Regions from separate parts of the Homo sapiens genome. Here region 2 is linked to region 1. A link is a loop called in an ENCODE intact Hi-C map of the cell type or tissue named here. Cell type or tissue: HepG2. All regions are shown on one strand. Each heading gives the region's core, and the rest is flanking DNA. Links, peaks and the distances in the headings are about the cores only. Region 1 overlaps NHEJ1 (non-homologous end joining factor 1). Region 2 overlaps NHEJ1 (non-homologous end joining factor 1).

The links. Hi-C counts contacts between places; a loop is a spot of excess contacts. Peaks named below come from ENCODE experiments on the same cell type or tissue, not always from the same donor. Only the 100,000 strongest peaks of a DNase experiment are listed, where the experiment ranks them.
Region 2: it touches region 1 in a loop (8-fold over the local background); 13 of 110 quality-filtered maps call a loop at or near these places.

The regions. Positions count from the first base shown.
Region 1 is chr2:219,150,634-219,158,928 of GRCh38, forward strand. It overlaps NHEJ1 (non-homologous end joining factor 1), which reads right to left. Exons shown (of 8, transcript NM_024782.3): 2 at 7,553-7,729; 3 at 6,839-7,051. The coding sequence starts at 7,729. Among named protein-coding and RNA genes, the nearest start is that of NHEJ1, 6.0 kb to the right of the region's middle. In HepG2, for the core only: a CTCF peak has its summit at 4,592 (motif pointing left); a DNase peak (open chromatin) is centred at 4,598.
Region 2 is chr2:219,067,120-219,075,452 of GRCh38, forward strand. It overlaps NHEJ1 (non-homologous end joining factor 1), which reads right to left. Exons shown (of 8, transcript NM_024782.3): 8 at 2,238-8,333. LOC124906120 (a long non-coding RNA gene) reads left to right here. Exons shown (of 3, transcript XR_007088092.1): 2 at 590-718; 3 at 1,998-2,903. Among named protein-coding and RNA genes, the nearest start is that of IHH, 10 kb to the left of the region's middle. In HepG2, for the core only: a CTCF peak has its summit at 6,467; DNase peaks (open chromatin) are centred at 4,272 and 6,462; H3K4me3 peaks cover 412 bases.

The sequences.
Region 1 (8,295 bases), core at 1-8,000:
ACATGGTGAAACCTCATCTCTACTAAAAATACAAAAAATTGGCCGGACGCAGTGGCTCACACCTGTAATCCCAGCACTGTGGGAGGCCGAGGCAAGTGGATCACCTGAGGTCAGGAGTTCAAGATCAGCCTGGCCAACACGGTGAAACCCCGTCTCTACTAAAAATACAAAAATTAGCTGGGCATGGTGGCGGGTGCCTGTAATTCCAGCTACTCGGGAGGCTGAGACAGAAGAATCGCCTGAACCCAGGAGGCGGAGGGTGCAGTGAGCCGAGACTGCGCCATTGCACTCCAGCCTGGGTAACAGGGTGAGACTCCATCTCAAAAAAAAACAGAAAAAAAAAAATTAGCCAGGTGTGCTAAAGCATGCCTATATTTTCAGCTACTTGGGAGGCTGAGGTGGGAGAACTGCTTGAGCCCAGGAGGTGGACGTTGCAGTGGGCTGAGATTGCACCACTACACTCCAGACTAGGTGACAGAGTGAGACCTTATCTCAAAAAAAAAAAAAAAAAAAAAAAGTTTGGTACTGTTTAAGGTAGATCAGGAGGAAAACAGGCAAATACTTGTATAAATGACAGTGAATATTTGATGAGTTGAATTGAAATAATTGTCATTACTACCCAAGCAGCAACACCATCCAATTGGCGGCAGCACTGAAACAACAGAAACTCCTAAATTAATAACCAGCTTCCCTCTGGATGGCTACCTCAATAGCAATTTCCTCGAGTGACAGTAAATATTGTATAAAAACATGAAACATGACAAGGAACAGCTTTTAATTAATGTCATGTCTAATTAAATATGATAATGCCACATCAGGCAACTGAAATTATCTATCAGACCCCAATGTCTATTTGGTTTAAAGAAAGTTTTTTTATCAGTAAATATTGTAACTGCTAAAATAATTTCATAGGATTGGGTTACAGCATTTTGAATTATTGAGGTATAATTCATTTCAAAGTTAGATGAACACCAAAATGATTTCTCTTAGACCAGATAGCCTTAAATTAATGCTCAGTAGAAATTTTGAAAATATGTGTTAATGGGCATATGAGAGACTAGATAAAATGTGTAAAAAAGTCCCAGCACTTTGGGAAGCTGAGGTGGGCAGATGACCCGAAGCCAGGAATGCAAGATCAGCCTGGCCAACATGGTGAAACCCTGTCTCTACTAAAAACACAAAAAATTAGCCGGACATGGTGGCACGCACCTGTAGTCCCAGCTACTCAGGAGACTGAGGCACAAGAATCACTTGAACCTGAGAAGCAGAGGCTGCAGTGAGCCGAGATCATGCCACTGCACTCCAGCCTGGGTGACAGAGAGAGACTCCATCTCAAATAACAATAATAATAATAATAATGTGTAAATAGTTCAAAGCAAATCCACAGACACTATAAGGAAAAATCTTGAAGGGCTTTAGGATGTCAGGGACACTCCCCGTAATTTATAGACAGCAATATATGAAGATATACAGTTCATCAGTCAATTCAACAGATATCTACTGGGTTCCTAATATGTACTCTGACCCTATGAGGCCTCTGCCATCAAAGAGCTTACAACAGTTAAGGAGGTTAGGAAGTGTAATAGATATACAAACAGGAGTTGCTAATCTTTTTCCGAGGAAAAGCTATTTATAATTTTCTCCAAAGTCTTCAGATTTTCCACAGAAATGTTCATAAGTCATGAGCAGGGGAGCAGAATGATAGGTCTCAATCTCAAGATGAATCAAGCTGGAGGCTAAAGCGGGAGAATCACTTAGGCCCAGGAGTTCAAGATCAGCCTGGGCAACATAGTAAGACCCCCATCTCATAAACAAACAAACAAATAAACAAAAAAGATCAAGATGAATCATATCAGGAGATCCAGTGAAGGCTGGAGCACAGTAGCACAATCACAGCTTACTGCAGCCTTGAACTCCTGGGCTCAAGTGATTCTCCCACTTCAGCCTTCCAAGTAGCTAGGACTACAGGCACATGCCACCACACCCACCTATTTTTTTTATTTTTTTATTTTTTTGTAGCTATGGGTTTCACTGTGTTGCCCAGGCTGGTCCCAAACTCCTGGTCTCAAGCAATCCTCCTGTCTTGACCTCCCAAACTGGTGGGACTACAGGCATGAGCCATCATCCCCGGGATCTCTTTCATTTATTTATTTATTTTTATTTATTTATTTATTTATTTATTTATTTATTTTGAGAGAGTCTCGCTGTAGCCAGGCTGGAGTGCAATGGCGCAATCTCAGCTCACTGCAACCTCCACCTCCCGGGTTCAAGCAATTCTCTTACCTCAGCCTCCTGAGCAGCTGAGATTACAGGCATGCACCACCATGCCCGGCTAATTTTTGTATTTTTAGTAGAGATAGGGTTTCGCTATGTTGGCCAGGCTGGTCTCGAACTCCTGACCTCAGGTGATCCGCCCGCCTCGGCCTCCCAAAGTGTTAGGATTACAGGTGTGAGCCACTGTGCCTGGCCCCAGCATCTCTTTTAAAACGAAAAGTTATGGAGTTGAAATATTTGCCCTCACAGGTCCACTATAATGCTAAACATAAGTAATATTACATATGTTCTTTTATTTAATCCTTACGACTAGACAGTAAGGTTGTGGTTGATTTATTTTACAGATGAAGAAACTGAATCATAAAAATTCAGTACTTATCCAAATTAATACAAGTAGTCTCAAAGAGGTGGAGTTGAGTTACAAATTCGAGTCTGCTGGTTCCAAAACCTATCTCTTTCTTACACTAAGAAACCTTTGGATATAGCTCCTAGGAATCATAAAATGTCCAAAGATATCACAAATCTGAAAGCTAAAATGTGGAATATCAAGAATTATATTAGATATTAGAAAGAACAGACAACAGGAAAGAGTAAGAGATGAAGTCTGTCCTAAATGAAGATGGACTCAGTGTTAGAACCCAGAGACCTGGGGCCAAGCACGGAGGCTTACGCCTATAATTCCAACTCTTTGGGAAGCCAAAGTGAGAGGATCACTTGAGCTGAGGAATTCAAGACCAACCTGGGCACTATGATGAGACTTCATCTCAAAAGAAAAAGAAAGAAAAGGGGGGGGGGGTGGAGAGAGAGAGAGAGAGCAAGCAAGCAAACAGAGACCCAAAACCCAATATATTCCATAATACCCTTGCAGACTTAGAAACCATTAGCTTGTTAATGTGAGTATGTTATGCTGGAGAAGTATGAGGAACAGGTATTCTCCTCTTTCCTGTACAGCTGGAAGGAGTTAAGCTGCATAATGTCTCTGAAAGACAATTTGGCATTATGTTATGTGGCAAGATTAAAAGATACAAATATTCCTTGACCCAGCCATTCCACTTATGGGAATTTACTCACACATTTACATGCAGGAAAAGTAAATACAAGGATAGTAACTGTATACAACAACAAAAGACTTAGGTGTCTACTGACAGCAGATCAATTAAATATATGATACATTCATTAAATACAATGCTATGTTGCAATTAAAAAACACAAAGGCAGGTCCTCTGAATGTGTTGATATGAATAATCTCTAAGTTCTTTTTTTTAAGGCTCATCAAGTGAAGCAGTGGGTAAGTTCTACAATTAAGTGAAAAAAGGAAGGTACTAAACAGTGCGTACAGCATGATACTATTTGTCAAAAAATACACATATACATAGATATATATTTGGTCGTATGAAGATATATATACAGTATATACATATATAGCTTTAAGAATTCACAAGAAGCTGATATTGGTAGTTGCTTTGCAAAAGGAAAAGGAGGGACTAGGGAACGGGGTAGAAAGATCTATTTTTTCACTGTATACACTTAAATGCTGTTTGAAATGTTTGCCTTTTTCAAGAATTACTCATTCAAAAAAATTAAATGAAAACGATCACAAGAATGAGTTACAAACAAAAATTATGACTGTGTGACCTTACAGACATACACACAAGCCTGAAATAGTATCCACCTACATCCTTACCCGTGTCCACTGGCTCTAACTTTTTCCATATAAAGCTCTCTCAGGTTCAGGCGTTTCCCTAGGAGGGCATTCTTCTTTTAATGATGAGTATTTTATTTTAACTTAAAGCACAATTGTTCATGAATTGCTCAAATCTAATTTCTTCCTATGGCAAACCAAGACTCATCCCTTCCTAAACACTGTTGTCTCTTTCCTTTAATGTAGTTCCCCAATTAGAGAAATTTGCCTAGAATAGCTAGTTTTTCTTTACATACTTTTATATTATATTGTATTATATATATTATATAATATATAATACATTATATTATACCATTACATATTATATTAATATAGATTAATATAACATATAATATATGTTAATATATTATATATTATTATATTACATATATTTATATATTAATCTATAATATAGATATACTATATAATTGTAATATCATTATATTAGTGTTCCTTACTGTATTCTTTTGAAAGAAGAAACTATTAGAGCCCATCAGCCTCCAAGGAGAACTGTCTCCACAATCACACTACATATTCCGCATTTCTAGGTCCATGTAATGCAAAATGAGATTAGCTATTGCTAGGGATTCCCAAAGGCCGCCCAAATGGTTTGGTCCCAGAACAAACATTATTGAGGAAACACTGCCCCCTGGTGTTACTTAGAAAGTTGAAATGTTTTAAACGAAATAAAGTATGGGATGGGGCCAGGCTCCTGCTTGTAATCCCAACACCTTGGGAGGCCAAGGCAGGAGGATTGCTTGAGGTGAGGAATTCGAGACCACCCTGGTCAACACAGAGAGACCCCCCATCTCTACAAAAAATTTTTTTTAATTTTATTTATTTTTTTAATTTTATTTTTTAAATTTATTAAATTTTATTTATGTATTTTTATTTGCAAGATGGAAAAGTTCACAAGAAATTAATTTAAAATAAACAAATGTGAGTATATGCTAAGTACTGTTGATAGACCTTAGAAGTTAATAAATGAATAAGTAATTCTCTCAGCACTCAGTTCTAGTTTTACTGGGCTCCAGATCAAAAATAAACATCAGGGCCGGGCGCAGTGGCTCACGCCTCTAATCCCAGCACTTTGGGAGGCCGAGGTGAGCGGATCACGAGGTCAGGAAATCGAGACCATCCTGGCTAACACGATGAAACCCTGTCTCTACTAAAAAATACAACAAAAATTAGCCGGGCGTGGTGGTGTGCGCCTGTAGTCCCAGCTACGGGGGGCGCTGAGGCAGGAGAATGGCATGAACCCAGGAGGCGGAGCTTGTAGTGAGCTGAGATCACGCCACTGCACTCCAGCCTGGGCGAGAGCGAGACTCCGTCTCAAAAAAAAACAAAAAAAAATAAAATTAAAATAAAAATAAGCATCAGGCCGGGTGCGGTGGCTCACACCTGTAATCCCAGCACTTTGGGAGGCCGAGGTGGGTGGATCACGAGGTCAGGAGATCGAGACCATCCTGGCTAACACAGTGAAACCTGTCTCTACTAAAAAATAGAAAAAATTAGCCGGGCATGGTGGCAGGCACCTGTAGTCTCAGCTACTCAGGAGGCTGAGGCAGGAGAGTGGCATGAACCCGGGAGGCGGAGCTTGCAGTGAGCTGAGATCACACCACTGCACTCAAACCTGGGCGACAGAGTGAAACTCCGTCTCAAAAAAAATAAATAAAATAAAATAAAATAAACATCAGCAAACAATTTCTCAAGAAGTCTTTCTATCCAGTCATCTATTGATGCCAAAGCATCACATCCCCTGTGGGAAACTAAAGAAGAGAGAAAAAAATGATGTCCTCTTGTCTTCAGATCCCTCTGCTAACAATCTATACTTTTAGGCTTCCCAAAGAAGACCCTGTCCCCTAAGTGCTACTGACTAAAACTGTGTCTGTTATTCCAGAAAACTAGTCTTTAACGTCCACTCTTAATTTCTAATAAAATCTCCTGGGAAATATAAAGCTATGAGTGAGTAGAGGATATTATCCCCCTAGTCTCTGAAAATGAGGCTTTGGACCAGACTAATCTGGGATTCAAATTCCAACTCATTTATTCATAAGCTGATGGCTTTGGACAAGTTATTTTCAATCTCAGTATTCTACTCTGAAAAACAAGGATAACAGTACTTATCCTGAAGGAGAGTTGTGAGGATTAAATGATGAGATAATGTTTAGAAAGGTATCTAACACTGGTACATATTCTATTCTGTTGCCAGAATAATCTTGATAAACCACGAATTGGATCATGTTAAATTCCTGTTTAAAGTTTTTCAGTGAATCCTGTTGCCTTTGAGATAAAATCCAAACTCATTAGAATCCTTCAAGATCCACTGCCTCCCTCATTTCTCATGCCTTCCTATCTACACAGCAGTCATGAAGTTCCCGAACTTGCTCCTCACTTACACATCTCTACATCTCTTGCCTACAATGATTTTTCTATTTATTTTCTCCTACTCATCTTCAAAACTTAGCTCAGTAACAGTCTCTTCAAAGAGGTTTTCTCCAATCCTCAACCATCCAGGGTCTACCTCAAAGAACCTATCATACTTTATCATAATTTCCTGTTTGTCTGTCTTCTCACTAGATTATGAACTCCAGGAAGAGGCTATATTGTTTTAGGTCTGGATAACCAACAATTAGCCCATTGTAGATGCTTTTAAAATGCTGAATAAATTAATTAATGAATAAAGACACTCAGTACTCTGCTCCTTTTGCAAGGAAAGGATTTAACAGTCAAGAATCCTTTTTGCCTTCTGTTTAGTCAAGGAAAGTTTTCTGATTGGAGAAGAATTTCAAACAAGGTTTGCAAAAAAAATAAAAGCACCTAAAGCTTCCTCTCAAAGCAACTGGCATCCCTCCCCCAACCCCACATTCGAATTACACTTACCAGGGAAGGACTAGCTAGCATGCAGTGGAAATTCCAATAGAAGGGGAGGCCAGAGAGCTCACTTCGCACCCGTAGAATCAGTGCATCTGCCACACAATCACAGGAGAAGGTAGCTTCGCTAGGGTGAGCAGCGTCCTTCAACAATGGGCGAAGGAGATTATCCAAATGACAGAGGAAAGCTGCAGGAGGAGCAGTGAGCCGCTTGTTCAGCTCCTAAAGAGAGAGCAGTGGTACAGAGTAAGGGTGCTAAAAGGAAACTAATTCCCTCATAAGTAACAGCAAAGGAAAGCCCTGGTTAACACGAAGGCAATGGACATGAGAGGAAGGGGAGAGAAGATAAAAACATCACAAGGGGAAAGAAGAAAACAAAAAGAAGAGAGTCACAAAGACCAATTGGCCTACTTCACAATTCTGCCTTGGGCAAGATTAAATCACAAAAGGCCTATCTAGATCAAATAATATATTCATTATCATGCATAGGGTAGGGAAACTAACTTTCTTTCTCTCTCTCTCTCTCTCTCACACACACACACACACACACACACACACACACACACACACACACACAAAGATTCCAGGCAGAAGTACAGGTAGAAGTACAGGACATTAACTGGAATTGTCTCAACCCGATTCAACCTTCCTTGGGAAACTACAGGCCAGCAAGCTGGTTGATGTTCACATCCCCGACACAGCAGTACTTCTCCTCATACTTACCTTGGCTCGCTGGCTGACCACACTAGTGTCCACCTGTTCATGCCACACCTGTTGAAGATCTGAAACCAACAAGGCATAGCCCTGCTTGGTGATAAAAACCTTGGCCAAGAGGGAGTTCTCTGCAAGCTGTAGCCACGCCCATGGCTGCATCAACAGGCCTTGCTCCAGTTCTTCCATCTGCAAAAAAGTCCTCATTTAGTAAAGAGCCTCAGGGTCATGCTGGCCTAGGGAGGGCACCACCCAAACCAGTCTGTATCAACTAAAATCTCATGAAAATCCTCCCTGATAAAATAGAAGGCATGGATTTACGTTCTCCCAGTATACAACCAGCTGAGCACTGACTTTACTACCTCCTGGCCACTAAAAGTATATTTAAAATCTTGAGGGTTTTTTTTTTCCCATATTACATTCCTAGAGGACAGAAAATCTTTCTTCCATAGTGTTTAAACCTCAGCATATTGCTGTTAGTATTTCTGCTTTCTAATACTATAACATAACGTGGAAACCTAAACCCTTCTTGTTCCATCTTTATCACATTCCTAATAAATATGTCACTCCTATCCTTTCCCAGAACTAGAAGAGAAGGAATAGTTCTTGTCTTATAAAACATCATAAGTCATAGTGTCAGGGCCAGGAAATTCGAAGTATTTGATCATTATCTAAAAACAAAGTTTAGGAAGCTCTCAGGATTTTTTTAAAAATCCCTAAAACAGGTTCTTAATCTAGAGTCAATGCATGTGAAT
Region 2 (8,333 bases), core at 157-8,156, 83 kb before region 1:
ACCAGGGAGGCAGAGGTTGCAGTGAGCCAAGATCGCACCACTCCATTCCAGCCTGGGTGACAGAGCAAGACTCTGTCTCTAAATAAATAGGCTGGGCGCGGTGGTTCACACCTGTAATCCCAGGGAGGCGGAAGTGGGTGGATCACCTGAGGTCAGGAGTTTGAGACCAGCCTAGAAACATGGTGAAACCTCATCTCTACTAAAAATACAAAAATTAGCTGGGCATGGTGGTGCGTGCCTGTAATCCCAGCTACTAGGGAGACTGAGGCAGGAGAATCACTTGAACTCAGGAGGGACGTTTCAGTAAGCCGAGATGATGCCACCGCACTCCAGCCTGGGCAACAGAGTGAGGCTTCATCTCAAAAAATAAAATAAAATAAAATAAAATATATAGTTGCGCTTCAGTTTACAATGGGGTTGTGTCCCGCTAAACCCACTGTAAGTTGACAATATCCTAAGTCGAAAACGCATTTAATACACCTAACCTAGCAAATGTCACATCCTAGCTTACCTTAAACATGCTCAGAACGCTCACATTAGCCTACAGTTGGCCAATATCATCTAACACAAAACCTGTTTTATAATCCAGTGTTGAATATCTAATGTAATTTACTGAATACTATACTGCAAGTGAAAAACAGAATGATTGTACGGGCACTCAAAGTACGGCTTCTACTGAATACAGATGGCTTTTGCACCATCATCGAGTCAAAAAATTGTAAGTTGAACCATCGTACATTGGGGATCATCTGTAATAATAATAATGGGTTAGAAGGGAATAAGAAAGGACTATGGGCAAAACACCACATTCCAAGCACAGGGTGAAAGGATTGGGGTGCAGCCAGCTTGTGGCAGGAGGGGGATGCAAGGTCAGAAGGCAGATTCCTCCGTAGAGTGGTTAATGTTGGTCTCATTGAGAAGGTGCGATTTGAGCAAAGGGCTGAAAGAGGTGAAGGTTTTGACCAAGCAGATACCTAGGGGAAGAGCATTCTCGGCAGACAGAACCATGGTATGTCAGGGAAACAGCAAGGAGACCATTGCGACTAAAGAAAATAAAGCTAGGTGGGAGAGTCACCGGAGAGGAGGATGGAGTGAGTGAGTTTAACTTTCTACTTTCTGATCACGAGGGTGTTTTTCAAACTTTTTGTAAAGCTCAGAGTGAAGATAATTTACCCTTTAAAGAGATTTATGTATTGACATGCAAATATAGACACAACATAATTAAGTAAAAGTAGGTAACAAAACAGTATATACATATAGGATTCTTTTAAACTTTAAAAAAGAGAGAGAGAGAGACCCTGTCATGGTTCTCACTTTCTCCTTTGTACACTTAATTTTTTTTTTTTTTCTCCTGAGACAGAGTCTTGCTCTGTCGCCAGGCTGAAGTACAGTGGCACTATCTCGGCTCACTGCAACCTCCACCTCCTGGGTTCAAGTGATTCTCCTGCCTCAGCCTCCAGAGTAGCTGGGACTACAGGTGTGTGCCACCACACCCAGCTAATTTTTGTAATTTTAGTAAAAACGGGGTTTCACCATGTTGGCCAGGATGGTCTTGATCTCTTGACCTCGTGATCCACCCGACTCAGCCTCCCAAAGTGCTGGAATTACAGGTGCGAGCCACCTCACCTAGCTCCCATACTTGAAAAATTTGAGAGGAATGCTGGGTGTGGAGGCACTTGCCTATTGTCCCAGCTACTCAGGAAGTTGAGGTAAGGAGATTGTTTGAGACCAGAAATGTGAGACCAGACCGGGCAACTTAGTGAGACCCCATGGGGGAGAAAATAAAAAAAGAAACAATTTGGGGGAAAGAATCTATCTTTTAAATATCAACTTTGGGCTGGGCCTAATGGCTTTCCTTGAGCCCAGGAAGTTGAGGCTGCAGTAAGCCATGATTGTGCCACTGCACTACAGCCTGGGCAAATGAGTGAGATACCTTGAAAGTAAATAAATGGAAAATTTAAAAATAAAGGGGAAATTTAACACAGTGATATTTTCAGCAAAAGGCAGAGAAGACTCCTCACTAGGACACCCAGCTTGTGAGGCGACTGACTTCGAGTTTGTACTTGGCTGTCATGCACCCGGGATGCACCAGGCACAAGTCACAGCCACACTGTTTTTGGAGGTGTCACCAGTCAACGAGGTGAAGTACAGTGAGGCCCCAGTTCCTGCACTATGGACTAGTGAACAGTCAAAGTGTGTGTGCATTTTTAGGGATTGACAAATGAAAATAGCAGAACTGTGCCAAACGAAACGATTTAATCTGTTCATATAGGGTAGGGGTGGAGCAACAGCAGAGAACACTTCAGGGTTTCTCACCTAGGGTGCTCTGTGATGACTCAGGGACTGGCCTGGCTCCTTTGGGTCATTCATCAAAGCCATTTTGAAGCAAGGACTGCTTAGTAGGAGCTGAGCTTTCCACCAGAAAGACAACTTAGGAAATAGCTCCTGGCTGTGAGAACCTAAGAGGTATGCATGGTTCTGGATGGGAATCTCAAAGATGATGGCGGTCATCAAATGGAACTGAAGCAGGTAGAGAAAGTGGTTTCAAAAGGATCTAAAGATGACGGAAAACATTTCAACAGTTAAACCACTTAGATAACTAATAGGAAGAATTCACTGGGAAGAAAAATCCCCACGGGAAGCTCCAGAGAATGGGCTATATTGCTGACCAGGAAGGGAGATATAGGAAGCCTATAAAGTTGGCTTAAACCTCATGTTGATTAAACCTCATGGTGTTCACAGACTTGAGCTGCAAGTGAGAAAATCCAATGGGAAAACATTCCAGATTGCTATAAAGCAATTCAAGGGAATGGCACTGGCTTGTAGGAAATGTATTGGGAATGAGATAGAGAAATCCACATTCAACAAGAAACAGGAATCATTAAACATGCATTAACTCAAATTATATACTTATTGACTGCACTGAGTGCTTATTCACTATCACCACCAACAGGGGCATTATGCTCCTTGCTGAATGGCCACAAACTGCCTGTGTTCAATAAGCCCACAATCTGCCACAGCCTCCGGAGTACCTGGGACTACAGGCGCACATCACCACACTAATTTTTTTTTTATTTTTATTTTTGAGATGGAGTCTTGCTCTGTCGCCCAGGGTGGAGTGCAGTGGCACGATCTCAGCTCACTGCAGCCTCTGCCTCCCGGGTTCCAGCGATTCTCCTGCCTCAGCCTCCTGAGTAGACTAGCTGGGATTACAGGTGTGCGCCACCACATCCAGCTAATTTTTGTATTTTTAGTAGAGATGGGGTTTCACCATGTTGGCCAGGCTGGTCTCAAATTCCTGACCTCAGGTGATCCACCTGCCTCAGCCTCCCAAAGTGCTGGGATTACAGGCGTGAGCCACTGCGCCTGGCCCACCACGCTAATTTTAAAAATGTTTTGCAAAGACAGGGTTTCGCCATGTTGCCTAGGCTGGTCTCAAACTCCTAGCCTCAAGCAATCCTCCCGCCTCAGCCTCCCAAAGTGCTGGGATTACAGGCGTAAGCCATGGAGCCCAGTCTTAAATTTCCCCTTTAGCACAATCCAGACACTCAATCTTTTCTTTCTTTTTTTTTTTTAATTCAAAATACCATTGTACAGCTTATCCTTCTGAAATGATCTATTCCCTTTGTCTTGCTATTCTAACTATGTAAATTTTCCTGCCAGATTTAATTCACACCTATGAAAGAGGGCAACACAACAGACATTACCACTATCAGAAAACCACTCAAGTAGGGCCATCAGTATCACCTTCAAATGTCATCACACCGTTATTAGTATTGCTGTTATCTATGAAACAAAATCTAAATTATTACCAGCTCTGCCTTCCACAACTAGTGCCTCCCCATTCCTCTCACGTGACAGGACGCCCTGAAATCCCCGCTAGGCAACAATGCTAAATGAAACTGGCAGTCTTCCCTTCTCATGTGGCATCAGGCTTTTTCTGTCTTGAGTAAGGGCTGTCTTTACCATGCATGATTCCCAACAGCACTGCTCTTGATCCCTGAGTGGAGACCCACACCCTGTGGGGCTTCCCTACCAGCTCCAACCCCTTTCACCATCCCCTGCTCAGCCTTCAAGGCCTGAGGTAGGAGGGAAAAGCCAGGATGAAGTGCCAGTCAAAAGGATCACCCTTCCCCTACTCCATTCTCCCCTCTCCTGTCACCCATTTCTGACTGGCCGTCAATCCTATCAGGGGTCCATAAAGCTAGGAGGACTCTGGCCCGGGAGAGGGGGGTAGGGGTTAGGCAAACAGGCCAGGGAGGCCGTTGGTTGAAATTTAACCACAATATTCTCGGTCTCTATTGTTTTGAGTGAGGCCCAATATTTCCACAGCAGGATTATAGGATCTGATTAACCATGTTAGACAACAATGCCGAGCTGGGATGGGCTTCCCCTTCCAGCTGCCAATATGAAAAAGTAAATACAACACATTTCAGAAGGGACTCCCAGCAGCCCCTGAACCCTACTCCCCAATTCTAACTCTGCTACTGTTTTGGGCCCCAGAGTAAGGGCAGAGAGGAAGAGTGTGGCACTGCATGCTCCTTTAACTACTGGCCCTTGGCCCAGCAGGACAAGTAATCCTAGCACAATCTTCCCAGGTGAGTCAATGGCTGTGTGCTCCCCACACCCTGGAGCTCTTCCAGTGCTTCTTCCGGGTTCCCCTGGTAGGCTGGCCCAGATTCTTGAGAACCCATAAGAGTTGGGTGCTGAGTGGGTGGAAGGATAGCAAAATCTGTTGGGCTCCAAATAGAGAAACTGAGTGGGGTGGGACTTAATAGCTCAGAAGAGTGATGAAGCCTTTGCTAGAATACTTGGGTGCTACCTAATGACTTCCTATGTGCTAGGATAGAGAACTGAGAGCCCAGAGCTGAGAGGATACATAAAAGGCCACCACAAAAAAAGTCTCAGAAGATGGGATGAAAGATCAAGAAAGATGGACTTCTAGATGTTCAAATAGAGAAGGATTCCCTATGGTCCCTCTTCCTCACATAAGACAAGCTACCTCATACCCTCCATGCACTGGATGTTCCGCTCATGGTGAGATCTTCTGAGGCCTTGGCCAAGAACACAAGGAAAAAACATAGAGCAATGAGCTGCCCTGGACAAGAGCACCCTGTAGCAGCTTCCAGGGCATCAATGCAGCTGGGAACCCCCCTCCTATAAAGTATGGGCTTCCTTCTCTTCCTGCATTCCCCTCTGTATCTAAGGGCCTAGTGTAATCCATTACAATTTTGCTAGCCCATACATTTATGGATATTAGTAACAGAGACGAGGAACCAAGGTTCTTGAGCTCTGAGTTTGGTGGCTTCCTTGCAGTATGTCACTTATTCCTTTCTAACAGTTTTTTCTTCAAGAAAAATTAGAAGACAGAAACTACTTCACAGTAGAGCTTAGAAAAACATATCCTGATTGTATCAAAACCTAGTTGACATAAAATTATATTTGTTAATGGTATAATATCCCTGAAGTGATATTTTCTGAGTTAGGGTTAAAACTGACCCTGTTCTCAAAGAGTATAACCTAATGAAAGGATGAAAACAGAAAAGTGCACAGGAAGTGTGTCTATTAACACAGTCTACATTAACAGCATAAGCAGAACAGACAAAGTGAGCTTACCATATCATGAGGAAGGGCTATTAAGAGAATTTAGGCTTACTCTATACTCTCTGGAGCGAATCTGTGTAGTTTTGTAAGTAGGAGAAAATGAGAGACAGAATAAACAGAGAGAGGAAAATGCTCCTAGTGACAATGTAAGGAACGAAACCAGGAGGAGCAGCACAGCCTTTTCCATTCCCCACTCCTCCCGCCAGCTTTGTACAGAGTACACAAGGGGCCCCTGCTTATCTCCCAACAAACGTGGGCTAAGGAGGAGGTAAGGGCTTGGGAAAATGGGAGGTCTAAGTGAAAAGGAAGGAAAGAAAAGGGAGTCCAAATGTACCGCTGGATAAAAACGAGCAGCAGTAGGGCTGAGTATCAAGAGATGTGAGCATCTCTCCTTCCCCCAGTGCTCACTGTGGGTGCGCTACACCAGGCCTGTGGAAGGATTTTGGTCTCAACAGGCTAGACTCTTTCCAGTTCAGAGCATAGAAGCACAGATCTCACTCTTCGCCACCTTACACCATAGGAATTCGCTTCTCAGGAATCAGGGAAAGATGGAGACTAGAAGCTTTCTTCCTGCCTTCTCAATAACTTTACTATCCCTTGGAAATCCTCCTTGATCTGGGAGACTGGCTGCCTGGTGACAAGAGAAGAGAATGACCCTAGTGATATCTTTTAGGACCCAGCCTGAGCTCTGCTTTTAAGGGTTGCTGGGGAAGCCCCCACTGAGGCATGAGAAAAGGAGGTGCTACCCAGCTAGAGTGGAAAGGGATGAGGCTTTCTCTCCAAGCAGGGAGCATGCCTGTCCTAGCTAACTATGGGGGACCAGCCGGCAAGGCCAAGTAGGCCTTGCAATCTAGGTGGCGCTATTTCTCTACTTTTTAGGTCAAGTTCCTGCAGGAACTTCCTCGAGGTCCCAAGTCCTGCTCCTGGTTTGCTGGCTTGCTCGTGTAAACCACCTTATATTATTTTTTTTTCTAAAAATACTCCAAAGCAATTGAAAGAGTCCCTTCTCCCACCAGCCAGCCCTGGCCCCAGCCCCAGCCCCGGGGAGCGGGCGGGTAGGCGGGGAGGTGGGCCACTGCTTTATTAAACACAGGGAAAACTAATATTTACGGAATAAAATTTATGGAGCAGCCACGAGAATTCGACCCTTTTATGTGCATGTAGAGTGGGGGTTGGGCCAGGCTGGGGGCCTCAGGGAGGGGCCCAAGCCAGGGGGCAGGGCTGGAATACAGCCTGGCTAGGCCAATTTGTCAAAGCAGGGATTTCCCTGGAGTTGCCTTAGGATGAATGATTCTCAACCACTACCCCTAGCTTTGCGGGGTAAGGGCTTCGGGGCAAGAATGCCTGTGGCAGGGCCTCTGGTAGCAATGTTTCTCTAACAACGTATTTAAGCAATACCCCAATGGAGACAGCAACCTTTGGGGATGATGGGGGCAGTGGATGGAAGGTTACTAGCTATATTCTTACTTAACCTTTTTAGAAAGTCACACATTCTTTTTGAGAACATCAACAAAATTTTGCTCTTAAGATTTTACCTACAATTTTGAGGGATTCACAGGCCTCTGGCCCCGCTGTGATGAAAAATGTCTTGAGTCTGTGCTGTTACAGTACAGGGAATGCCCAGGGTGAAGAACCGGTATTTTCTCCAAGCTTGCAGGGGAAGCCTTTCCATTTTCCATGTGCCTTGTAGATACTGAAATCTGACTATCTAAATTATGCTGAAAAGAAACGAAAGATCGGCCAGGCACAGTGGCTCAAACGTGTAATCCCAGCACTTTGGGAGGCCGAGGCAGGTAGATCACCTGAGGTCAGGAGTTCGAGACCAGCCTAGCCAACATGGTGAAACCCTGTCTCTACAAAAAATACAAAAATTAGCCGGGCTTGGTGGCAGGCATCTAATCCCAGCTACTCGGGAGGCTGAGGCAGGAGAATCACTTGAACACAGGAGGTGGAGTTTGCAGTGAGCCAAAATTGTGCGATTGTACTCCAGCCTAGGCAACAAGAGCAAGACTCCATTAAAAAAAAAAAAAAGTAACAAAAGAGCAAAGTAAGCCAGCTGATAGGCTGTTTTTATATAGTTCCCAATTCACTTCGATGACAGTCACTACCACACAGCACACTCTAGGGTCCTGTGGTCTGGGGGTAAAGAAAAGTTATCAGCAGTGACTGGGAATGAGCCTTGGTGGAGATCTCAGACTCTGCTAGCAGGAAAAAGCATGAGGGTAAGTCCTGGAGTCCTCAAGAGCTCCTTCCTTGAAGAGCCCCTGGGGAGCAGACATCCTATTGAAAAGAGGCAAGGTCATGGGATAAGGAGGTTTACAGTGGGAGACTGGAAAGAAGAACCTAATGTCCTTTCTGGAAAATAAATGTTTTCATTAGTGTATATAATAATGCTGTTAAGAACTCAGCTGTCTGGGCTTAAATTCTGGCTGTCACTTATTAGCTGTATGACCTTTGATAAGTCACTTACTCACTTCAGGATCCAATTTCTTAATGGGTTAACAGCATCTTCCTCATATGATGCTATGAGGATCAATGTCAAGTGCTCATTAGAGTAGCTGGTATACATTAACTGCTCAATAAATGTTAGCTATTTATTATTGTTGTTCTTATTATAATTATTTTATTATTGTTTGATCATCTTCTCTCGAGACTTGACATCAGGACAGAAACGCCAGTATATATACAGGATATTTGAATAAGGAGGCATTTAACCATCGAAAGTAAAT